Regions from separate parts of the Homo sapiens genome. Here region 2 is linked to region 1. Evidence: chromatin contacts called from ENCODE Hi-C or POLR2A ChIA-PET data. All regions are on one chromosome and are shown on one strand. The core of a region is the stretch at or near the end of the contact, and the rest is flanking DNA. Distances in the headings are between cores, read along the strand shown.

Region 1 (5,410 bases), core at 857-3,356:
GTGGGGTGGAGGAGAGTCTGTATTTACTTTAAAATGTGAATTAATTAGTTTAGACACAAGGAGCAAAACTACAAATGTCTTGATATCTCTTATATGTTAAGAATAAAATTACAGCTGTCTAGGGGCATTGAGTGTCCACCATTGCCCACTCTGTGTTTAGGCCTTCACACTTGTCTCACAACTCCCTTCTGCTACATTTCACACCACGCAATACCTCTGCAAGGGAGCTTTAGCTACAGGACTCAGAGGACAAGGTGCATGTTTCAGCTAAAGCACACCCCCGTTCTCAGTGCCTCAGCCCAAAGCAGCTGCTGTGTAAGAGCGGTGACGGCCGGGGAACACCCAAATGACATATTCTCCGCGTCCTTCCTATACTGTAGTGATGTTTACTGAAGTGCTGAGAAAACATGGGAGGAGACACTGGGGTAGCAAAGCCTAAAGTCAGATATCTTTGGGGAGGACTAAGCATCGGCTGCGGGTTGGGGATTTGCAGGAGTCTTTGCTTCTCTGGCTCTCCAGTTCTTTAGTAGGCTTTACCTGTGTCAAAATCAAGTGCGAGATGGAAGACTATTGCTTTGTGGGAGACCCAGGGACAACTAGCCGGGCAGAACAGGGCTGTGGTCCCGACTCCCCCAGCAGACCTTGAACGACGCCAGTCCGACTCCTCCAGAGGGGGCTGGTGACAGGTCAGCTGCCTCGCCCCGAGGGTGGGGGAAGGGCGCGCTTTCCATCCGCGTACTGGGACAGGAGTTTGGGTGCAAACTAGTAAAGGCTATGGTGCTCCCTTTACACCCAAGTAAAGGCATGTGGTTTGGGGGACGGAAGGAGATTAAGCCAATGCGGAATGCCCTACACACACTCTAGCACCACCACTTTGGGGACTTCGGTTCTCCCGCTGGCTCGGGCTTGGACCTCGGTCTGCAGGGAGAGGGTTGGAGGGACTGGGCGGCTGCGGCCCTTACCTTGCTGACCACGTTCTGGACGAGGCCGGCGCGGATGCCGTAGTCCCATGCGCGGCAGTCACAGTTGGAGGCGTTGTCCCCCTTGTCCGGAGGGGATGGCAGGGGTGGTGTGTCGCCTCCGTCCGCGCCGCTGCTGTTGCTCCGGTTGCCCGCAGCCTCCCAGGGGGCAGTGGCGAAGGGGGTGGTGGGGAGGCTGGTCCAGTTGCCCATGTCCCCGCCCCGGCCTGTGGTGGTGACCCCTGCCAGCTCGGTGCCTTTGCCGGCCCCGCGGCACCAGAAGTTGGGCTGGTCCAGGAGGAACGAGTCCGAGAACTGGCTGAAGCCGATGAACAGCGCCGGGATCCAGGTGAGCAGCACGAGGGTCTTCTGATAGCCCCCGCCCAGGCCCCCGAGGAAGGGCAGCACCGACCCGTCATAGTCCAGCAACAAGAGGCTCGGGGCCGCAGCCGCGGAGCAGCAGCTCGGGTGCGGGCCGCCTCCAGGATGCAGTGGGGGCAGCGGCTGGATCTCCGCGCCGCCGCCGGGGCCCGCGCGTCCCCCGAGGGGCGCCGAGGCCGCCGCGTCCCCGGGCGGCAGGGAGCCGTTCTCCTCGGCCGGGGCCGGCTGCCGCCCAGGCCCGCCGCCCGCCGCCTCGCGCCGCCGGTCTATGGCCATGGCCCGGGCCCGCGGCTCCCGCAGAGGCGCATAGAGCGCGGCGGAGGCTCCGCGGGCGCCCCGGGCACAGCGCGCCGGGCCAGGCGCCTGCAGCCGCTGCCGCCGAGGAGGGCCCGCGGCTCGAGAGAGAGCGCTCGGCGGCTCCGGGTGCGTCAGGCCGCCCCCATGTCACCCGCCGGACCCCGCGCCCCGGGCGCTGCGGCCCCGCTCGGGCGCCGGGCAGAGGCGGGCAGAGGCCGGCCGGGCCCTCAGCCGCCGCGGCTCATCAGTTCCGCGGCCCGGGCGCCGGCTGCCGAGCCCGCCGCTCTCCGCTGCTCCGCGCCGGACGCGGCAGGAGGAGGAGCCGGCGCCGCGCCCGGCCCGCGCCCTTGCCGGCGGTTCAGGGCCCTGCGGGCGGCGGTGCGGGCAAAGGCTGCTGCTCCCGGGGTGGCCGCGCTGTATTTCTCCGACTTCGGGCGCCTCCCGGAAGCCGCGAGCTCTGGACCCAGCCTGCCGAGCCGGCCGCGCTCTCCAGCTCCTGGAGCCGGCCCCACTCCTCCTCCTCCTCCTCCTCCTCCCCCTCCTCCCTGCCCCCCGGCCCGCCCCCTCTCCCCCCGCCGAGGTGGAGGTAACCGCGGCACCTGCTGCGCTCGGCTCCTGCTCGCGAGCGCCCCCTCCAGCCCGGACGCGCGGCCGCCGCCGCCCGGGATCCACGGGAGGGGGGCGGGGGAAACGGGACACCCCGGGCCCGCCTGGCTGGAGGATCCCCTGCCCGTTGCCCGTTTCGCGCCGGGCGGGGCGGGGGAGGAGGAGACGCGCGTAGCAGGGGTCGCCGGCCGGCGACGGGTCCCGGCAAAGTCGGCGTGCGCTGAGAACGTGTGGGCCGGGTCTTCTCTGAGGCTGGGCTCCCGCAGCCGCGCGGGCCCCCCACCCACTCCGCGCGCGCCAGGTCTCCGTGACCTCTGTCTCTTCAGAGGTGCCCGGCGGTCCCGCTGCCCGCGCCCCGCTCCCAGTCCCAAGCCCGAGGGTCTTCAGCCTTCGGGAACAACCCTCTGCGCTTTTTCCAGGAGCGAATAAGGTTGATTTTTGTGTCCGTGGAGCAGGGTCAAGGAGGCGCCTTTGCCAATTTCAGGTCGCCAGTCCCCCGCAGTGTCTGGCCACCTGCGACCCGCCGCACCCACTCCCAAATCGCCATTTCTTCCCCCACTCCTAAGTGCATGCGATGTAAGCACGATGCTGGGATATATCTCCAACACAAGTTATAATACACACAGTATAAACGTGATGGCATTCCCCACCCCCTCCCTAAGATCTTGTATTCACGTTTGGAACGCCGTGTGCACAGGCGCACACATCTATACTCTCACACAAGAAGACAAACCTCTCCCTCCTCTCCTGCTCCAGCGCCAACCTTGCCCAGCCAGCGCTGTATAAATAACACCAGCCCTGCGGCAAACGGCTACATTAGCATATTTCCTCCTGCACCCAGCGCACGCACCAAAGAGAATTATCCGGCACCTTTCAACCCAGCGTCCCCACATTTTGGAGGCATTTCATATTCTGAGAAGTTTATTAATGGAAGTCTTAAATGGAGCAATCCATTTCTAGTCTTATTTGGGGCAAAAAAAAAAAAAATGTTTAGCTTTCCAAAAGGATATATTCTAAGCTCCATATACTGAATGTATTCTTTTGCATTTTCATTATTTGCTCAGCTAACCGCTGCACAATTTAGTGGAATACATTTTTAACCTGCAGTTCAGTGTTAAGGGCAACATGTGTTTACTGCATAAAATGCTGGCACATACGTACCAGAGAACTATTTCTGAAGGCTGCCGGGGGGCGGGTCTTGGGGGACAGGGGAGGTTGTGGACCTTCCTGCGTGGCCGAGAAGGGGTGATTAGATAACAATGGGCGGAAGGGGCCCTAAGGGCTGCAAAAGACACCAGACCGCTGAGAAATGGGTCTGGAAACCACATATATAAAGAGCTGGGGGCTTGGGGCGGGGGGGGACACGATAGTGCACGTTGTGTACGTGGTAATTTTTCAACTTCACATTATTTATTAGCTTAACTTTTCTTTTCCTTCCCTCTCCTCCCCTCATTTGAAGAGCTAATACATGCAAAGTTCTGACCTCCATGCCTGGAACAGAGTAAGTGCGCAATGAATGTTAGACATGTATTATTACCAGTGCTCCTCTTGCCATTACATACAATCCACATTTCTTTTTGAATTGAAATATAACTTTACGGATTTTATTTATTTTCCTTTCAGTGGCTGATTTTCCAGAAGAGGTCCACTTTGTGTCTGGCTCTGCCTCCCTTCCCCCACAGTCACAAGGACCCATTTGTTTTCTTGTAACTGATCACAAAAGGAGCATTGCCATTGACCTTAATGGCCCTTCCAATCAGAATAACTATCATAGCCAGCGTTTCAGAGTTGGCTTTCAAATTCACACTCTCACTCAGTCCTCACATTCAGCGCCCCAAGAAGTGGGCTTTCAAAGAGAAACAGCAAGGATCAGGTGACTGACTACCAGATCAAAGAGTTGGTCCCCAGCTGAGCCAAATATCTGGTTTTGAACCCAGATTTTCTGACTGGACATTACCGGATTTCTCCATTTCATCATACAGGGGCAACTATAGGGAAGAGTTTACAAAGATGTTTGTTAATGTGCATTTTTACGTGGGAGAAGCCCTGGCCCTAGGAAAAGAGTTTCATTGTGAAGATGTTATTAGTCTTTGTTCGCAAAAGGTGGTAAAAATCCTCAAATGGTACATTCTTAGAATTTAGGGACACACTGGAAAATGGTATCCTCTAAAACTGAAGCTAAAAGGAGGCAACATAAAATGTTTGAAATTAACTAGCTGCAGCACTGACCCAGGCATTGTAATTAAGCTGTTGATTAGATTAGAGGTTTCCCTAAATTCCTCCTGGATTGATATTTCCACCAAATCTAGTCAAGAAGATTAAAGTGTAACTACTTTAAAATAAAGTGGCCTTCAATTTATTAAAACATACCACAAGTGATCTCATAACGTGAGCAAAAGGAGTAAAGAGGAAGAATTTGACACTCTGACAGCCTCAGTGGGTGAGGTTTGAGATCCATGGACCAGGATAGGAAAGCCAGACACCTGTTAAAAAATTACTGTTTTTAATTTTCTGAATGAGCATTATCATCAGCTGCTATTTTTCTTGTTTGCTTAGTTAGATTTACGTTCTGCCTCTAGAATGTAAGCACCTTCGGGGATAGGTGCCTTGTGCTCAGCTGTATGCTTGGTGGTTAAAACAGTGCCTGGTACATGCAAGGCACTCAATACATCTTTGTCAAATAAATGAGTGTATCAAGTTATTAATCACTTGATGATACTGTCTATTCAAATCATCAAACTGTTTACTTTGTTTCTTAAATCATCAAGCAACCTTTTTGTGTTTGTTCATCTCTCAAAGATGGTGCTCAGATCAGCCAACATGAGACTTGAAATGAATTTGACAATTATATGTCTTGTTGTAAGGCATTGTGGTTACTGGATTAGCTCCCAATATTATCTTCTCTTGGGCAGTATTGGCTTGCAGATGGTGGCTTATAGGCCAAATGCAGCTCACAGACCATAGGCAATGTTTTCAGGAAAATAATTGCTAACATTTCAAAATTGGGAGATTGAATACTTAGAAAAAAATGTGTTTTGGGCTTCTCTGAACATCATAGCAGAAGCCATTGTCCTTTTGATGCCCCATGTTTGCAGGACCGTGCTTTCTTGGACTGCAGTAAATGAGCAGGCACTCTCCAGCTTGCCCTCATCCCTGCCTGACACATG
Region 2 (5,574 bases), core at 367-2,866, 200 kb before region 1:
GCAAAGCTGGAGAGAGAGAGGAGCATTGAGGTTTTGAGACATGTATAACCAGTGAAACCATCATTACAATCCAGATTGAGAAATTTGCCATGCCAGCCAGGCCTTGAACTCTCCACCGGTCGGTAACTTTGTTTCCTTAATCTTTGGGTCCTCCTAGCTGATTGAAGGGCCTCAAATCACAAAGTAAAGGGATAAAACAATTATGGTGTAGCCATACAATGGAACACTGCTTAGTAATACAAAGACACAAGCCATTGACACACAAGCAGATGAACCCAAGATAATTATGATGAAGGAAAGAAGCTGGACAAAAAACAGTACATACTGTGTGATTCCACTGATACAAAACTCTGGAAAATGCAGACTAATCTGTGTGGCAGGAAGCAGATCAGTGGTTGGGGGCAGGAGTCATTACTGAGGGCAGGAGGGAGTACTGGACGCGTTCACTTTGTGGATTGTGATGATGATTTCACTGGCTATAACGTGTCAAGACTTCAATTTGTACACTATATATGTGCAGTTATTGTATGTTAATCACATTTTAATAAAGCTGTTAAAATATTGACCTGAAAATTAACTGTATTATTGAATCATCGATAATTAGCAAATAGAACTATGGAAAATGCCCTCTTAAATTTCAATTTAGTCAACTTAGATCTATTAGAGATTTTTAAAGCAGACCTTTTATAGTTCCAAGTTAAATCTCTAAAGTCAGTTGTAACAGAATCTGACAAAATGGGCTGTTTTCTTTTACCACCTTCTCTCTTAACCCATCAAGGCTTCCTTTTCTCAACTCTGTAATGTCCTGAAGTGTTCAAGGGGTCTCCCCATAGGTATGACAATGGGATGATTGGATGATTGTTGGTGCTTCCCATTAATCTCTCTTGAGATCCTTTCCACGTCTCCGAAAGGCACCTGTTCTTATTTGCATTTTGCAGATGAGGAAACTGAGTCTCAGAGAGGTTAAGGGGGTAGCCCGAGGCCATGTACATGACTGCAGCTTGGGACTCGGCGTCCAAAAGGGTGCCTGCCCATCCTCCTGCCAACTTAGTTGACACAATTTTCCTTTCTAAAGGCTTTCTCCCAATACCGTTGCCATTCTTAATTAGGGCTGGGTGCCGTCGAAGCCTCCTTGGAGTTAAAGGGCTGCTAGGAGGAGGAGGTGGGACGGGAGGTGGCCGTTCTCAGAGTGCTTGAAGAACTAATTAAAAATCAGTCTTTTTAAATTTTTAATTAAATTAATGTCTGTAGGGCGAAGTGTCACGGCCTGGGAGGACGGTGCGGCTGGCTTCAGCCCTTGAATGCCCCGCGTCAGTAATAATTAGGGGGTGGGGGGAAACAAAGCGAGGGTGAGTTCTGCTGGGCGCCCGTGGACTCCTAGAGGTCACTGTCGCACTCTGCTACTCAAGTGGGTTTCCCCAGCCCGTCCAGAGAGGTACTGGTGTGCGGGAGAGGCCAGCAAGACAACCAGGGACAGCTACTCCGCCCAGGGCCGGCAGCCGCCCCGCCTCGACCACGCCCCCAACCCAAGCCCGGGATCGCCCCTCCCCGACCACGCCCCTCACCCCCGCCCTTCCGGGGCCGAAAGCGAAAGCGCGCTCGGTCTCTCGGTGCTCGCTCCATCGGGTCTGGCGGGGCTGGCAGCGGCGAGGACCCGGGTCTGGCGCTGTGGGCCGGGAGCCGTGGGGCGGCATGGAGGGGCTGGTTGTCGCCGCCGGCGGGGACGTCTCCCTGCACAACTTCAGCGCGAGGCTGTGGGAGCAGCTGGTCCACTTCCACGTCATGCGGCTGACGGACTCGCTGTTCCTGTGGGTGGGGGCCACGCCGCACCTGCGCAACCTCGCCGTGGCCATGTGCAGCCGCTACGTGAGTGCCTGGCGGCCGAGGGTGCGGGCGGCGGGGCGGGGGCGCGGGGGCGCCGGGCCTGCGCGAGCTGCAGCCCCCCAGGCTTCTCTTGGGTCCACAGGGCGCCCTACTCCCCCGAAGCCCACCCGTGGGATGTCTTAGGAAGCCCGCGGGCGCCAGGGCCTGCACCACCTCGGGAGCTGCGCGCGGGCCCCGGGCCCCTCTCCTTGTCCCGCCGCCCCGCAGCTGCGTCCCGCACTGGTCTCTGTAGGTCAGAATGTCTTGGGTCTGTCCTCGCCACACGCTCGCTGGGGGACGCGTCTGCCTCGTAGCTCTCCTGCCATCTGGATTTTGAGCACACTGATAATTTTTTGGGGACTCTTGCGTCTCCACTGGATGTCTCAGGCATTTCGCACTAGGCACACATCAGGCTCTCTTCTCCAAACCTGCTCCCTCCTCCGCCTGACTGGCGCTGTGATGGCAGCTCCATCTTCCTGGCTGTGCGTTCAGAGCCTCGCAGTTGTCTTTGATTCCTCTTTCTTCACACTCCACGTGCTGAGTCCCTAGGCACTGCCGCCAGTCAAAGCAGACAAAACCCAAGCCGCCCTCACCTTCACCCTGCCGCGCTGGGCCAAGCCTGGGACATTATCATTTCCCCTCCTCTCCCGCCTTTCCGGCTTTGCGTGTCGCCGCCTGGTTTCTCCTGGTTTCCTGAGGCAGCTGTAAGAAAGTGCCACAGACCGCGTGGCTTAAAACAACAGAGGTTTATTCTCAAAGATCTGTAGACAAGGTCTCTCACTGTCACCCAGGCTGGGGTACAGTGTCATTATTATAGCTCACTGTCACCTCAAACTCCTGGGCTTAAGTGATCCTCCTTCCTCAGCCTCCCGAGTAGCTAGGACTACAGACATGTGCCACCATACCTGGCTAATTGTGTTTTTTTGTAGAGATGGGGGTCTCACTATTTTGCCCAGGCTGTTCTTGAACTCCTGGCCTCAAGTGATGATCCTCCTTCCTCAGTGAGCCCGACTCTTCTCATAAGGACATCAGTAATGTTGGATTAAGGGCCCATCCTACTCCAGTATAACCTTGTCTTAAATTGTATATATATATATATTTTTTTTTTTTTTTTTTGAAGCAAAGTCTTGCTCTGTCGCCCAGGCTGGAGTGCAATGGCGTGATCTTGGCTTACTGCAACCTCCGCCTCCCAGGTTCAAGCAGTTCTGCCTCACCCTCCTGAGTAGCTGGGATTACAGGTGTGAGCCATCACGCCGGGCTAATTTTTGTAGTTTCAGTAGAGCTGAGGTTTCATTATGTTGGCCAGGCTGATCTCGAAATTCTGACCTCGTGATCCGCCTGCCTCGGCCTCCCAAAGGCAAGCAAGTCCCTTTGGAAGTAAAGAATCTTTATGCTAATCTTTATCCTAAAGTGCCGGGATTATAGGCGTTAGCCGCCGCGCCTGGTCTAAATTACATCTTATTTACATCTGCAGAGACCCTGTTTACAAACAAGGTCACATTCATAGGTACCCAGAGGTTAGGACTTCAACATATTTTTTGGGGAGACACAATTCAGGCCACAACACTGCCTTGTAACCAGGGCAACAGAATGATAGTTTTAAGACTGAAGTTGGATATTTTCATTTCTCTGCTCAAAACCTTTCACGAGGTGAACTCGGAGCACTCGAAGACTCCAGTGACCTTCGGGCTCTGTTACCTCTTAGAGCTCCTGCCTGTCCTCGAGCTGGGCAGTGCTGGCCTCCCAGCCGCATTAGCTCCCTCTCTCAGCCGTTGAGTGTTTCACGGTGAGGTTTGTCTGCTTGCCCAGGGTGAGCGTCTGTTTCTCTAGCTCCTGATGCACCGCTCTCTAAGTCCCTGTGGAATGAATGAGTGAGGCCCCCTCAGCGAGACCCTTCTGAAGCCAGTGAGGCAGTGATGACTGAGGGTGCTGGGGGCAGGAAGTCATGGGTGAGCCTCTTAGCTGTGCACAGCGGCACCTGGGAAGGCCTTGGGAAGGAGATGGCATCTGGATTCCTTTCTTGCTTTTCTTTTCCTTTTCCTTTTTTCTTTTTTTCTTTCCTGGAGGGTCCTGGCAGTGGACCTTTGAGCAGGCGGCAGCGGAAGAGGCCTGGGGGACCAGGGGTGATGGGTGGGGCTGTGTGCTCTGTGCCACCTCGCATTCTCTCTTTATCCCAAGGCATAGTGGGCAGGGCTTTGGGCACTGGTCAGATCTGGTGTCGCTGCCTTGTGCCACTTTGTGCAGTGCTGGTTTGGGCTGGTAAGTTTGGAAGAAGTAGGCTCCTCCTGTGGGTGGTTTTGGTCACCCGACCCCATGGTGGTCACAGCTCCCAGTGAGGTATATTTTCTCATCTGGAAAGTGCCCCTCCAGCAAAGCCAGGCAGGAAAAGGAACAGGGGATTGATTGAGTTACCTGACTTGTCAGAAGTCCAGTCCCTCTCACTGGCCGCAGTGTGCCTGGGTGTTCTCTCCAGGGGCAGAGAGCCGAGCCAGCTGGGGAAAAGAGGTGTAGGCATTAGCTTAAGGCAGGAAGCCCAAGGTTCCTGTGACCCGTGGGGCGGCCCTCCATCTACTGTCCACCTGTGACCCGTGGGCCAGCCCTCCATCTACCGTCCATGCAGGTAGACTCTGTGGAGCTCTTGTACCTTGGTGGCAGGGCTGAGCAGTTGTAATAGAGACTTTGTAATCCATAAAGCCTGAACTAGTTACTATCTGGTCCCTCTCAGGAATTTTGCCAGCCCACACGTGGAGAATGGCACCAGACGGTCTGTGAGGTCTCTTCCCTCCAGCTTCCCTAAACTCCCACATGTGAGACTGTAGAGAACAGACACCATGCAACCCGGAGCTGGCTGACCTTGGGTTGAGCAGGGATTTTTGGTGCCCAGAGAGGCTGCAGGACTAGTGACACTGAGTCCTACCAGCTTGAGGGAAGCTGGCCTGGGACCTGGGCCCGTGCCTGCTCAGGGATTCTTGGACCCCCCGCCCGGCCTCTAGGAGTGGAAGGTGGTGCTTCAGCTGCAGCAGAACTCCCTGGGCATCTGCTGGGAGACCACAGTCCTAGTGTGATGTCGGAAGTAATGAACTATTAAGGGTGACACGATGGGGCTTTACATTTAACTTTTGGTAGAAAAAGGCCACCCTGGGTAAGGTAGATTTTCTTTTTTCTAGAAGGTTTAACTGTACATACTATTACCATGCAGCTAAATGTTGAACTTGAGGAATCTGTAAACAGCAGGCTCATTAAGATATTTTTGTATCGTTTTTAGTGAAGAAGCATACAGTAAATGCTTTCATTCTTCTCCTGTGTTTTTTGATCTCCTGCCTTTTATTGTCTTTTGTGGAAGTGGCTTTGAACCTTTAGGAGATGAGCAGCGCCTGTGGTCTCTGCCCTGCCATACTGTCTGGCACACAGTAGCTGTTTGTTCAGTTAACTTGTCCCCACCAGGACAGTTGGGGTGGCAGGGGAACCAAACCCCAAAGTCTCTGTACCTCTAAAAACCTTGCCACTTTCCAAGATTCTCAGACCTCTGTAGCCAGGCTGCTTCTCCTAGAAATCTGCTATTTTGATAAAAGCAATTTTGGCCATATTACCAATAAGTGTTTTTTTTTTCCCCCTTTGGAAGCTAGACCTTCTTACTTTATTTTTTTATTATTATTTTTAATAAAAATGTAGAGACAGATCTTACTTCATTGTCCAGGCTGGTCTCAAACT

Evidence for each region. A loop is a pair of places that touch in the nucleus more often than their neighbours do. ChIA-PET counts read pairs that join two places held with the same protein, here RNA polymerase II (POLR2A). Pooled maps may share reads with other maps.
Region 2: a loop to region 1 is called in a map of CD4-positive, alpha-beta T cell, with 7 times the contacts of the local background. The contact joins the promoter of PSMG4 here to the promoter of SLC22A23 in region 1. A Hi-C loop is called at or near these places in 2 of 168 maps with a recorded cell type or tissue (CD4-positive, alpha-beta T cell and naive thymus-derived CD4-positive, alpha-beta T cell) and 12 of 50 pooled maps. POLR2A ChIA-PET finds 5 or more read pairs at or near these places in 2 of 52 experiments (B cell and activated naive CD4-positive, alpha-beta T cell).

Annotation. Positions count from the first base shown.
Region 1 is chr6:3,454,944-3,460,353 of GRCh38, forward strand. It overlaps SLC22A23 (solute carrier family 22 member 23), which reads right to left and starts at 2,107. Exons shown (of 10, transcript NM_015482.2): 1 at 963-2,107. The coding sequence starts at 1,616. It overlaps LOC643327 (a long non-coding RNA gene), which reads left to right and starts at 760. Exons shown (of 2, transcript NR_147844.1): 1 at 760-1,308. RefSeq lists silencers at 1,875-2,104, 2,165-2,384.
Region 2 is chr6:3,257,331-3,262,904 of GRCh38, forward strand. PSMG4 (proteasome assembly chaperone 4) reads left to right here and starts at 1,617. Exons shown (of 3, transcript NM_001128591.2): 1 at 1,617-1,866. The coding sequence starts at 1,693. RefSeq lists silencers at 1,437-1,686, 1,807-1,926, 1,977-2,076 and an enhancer at 2,197-2,326.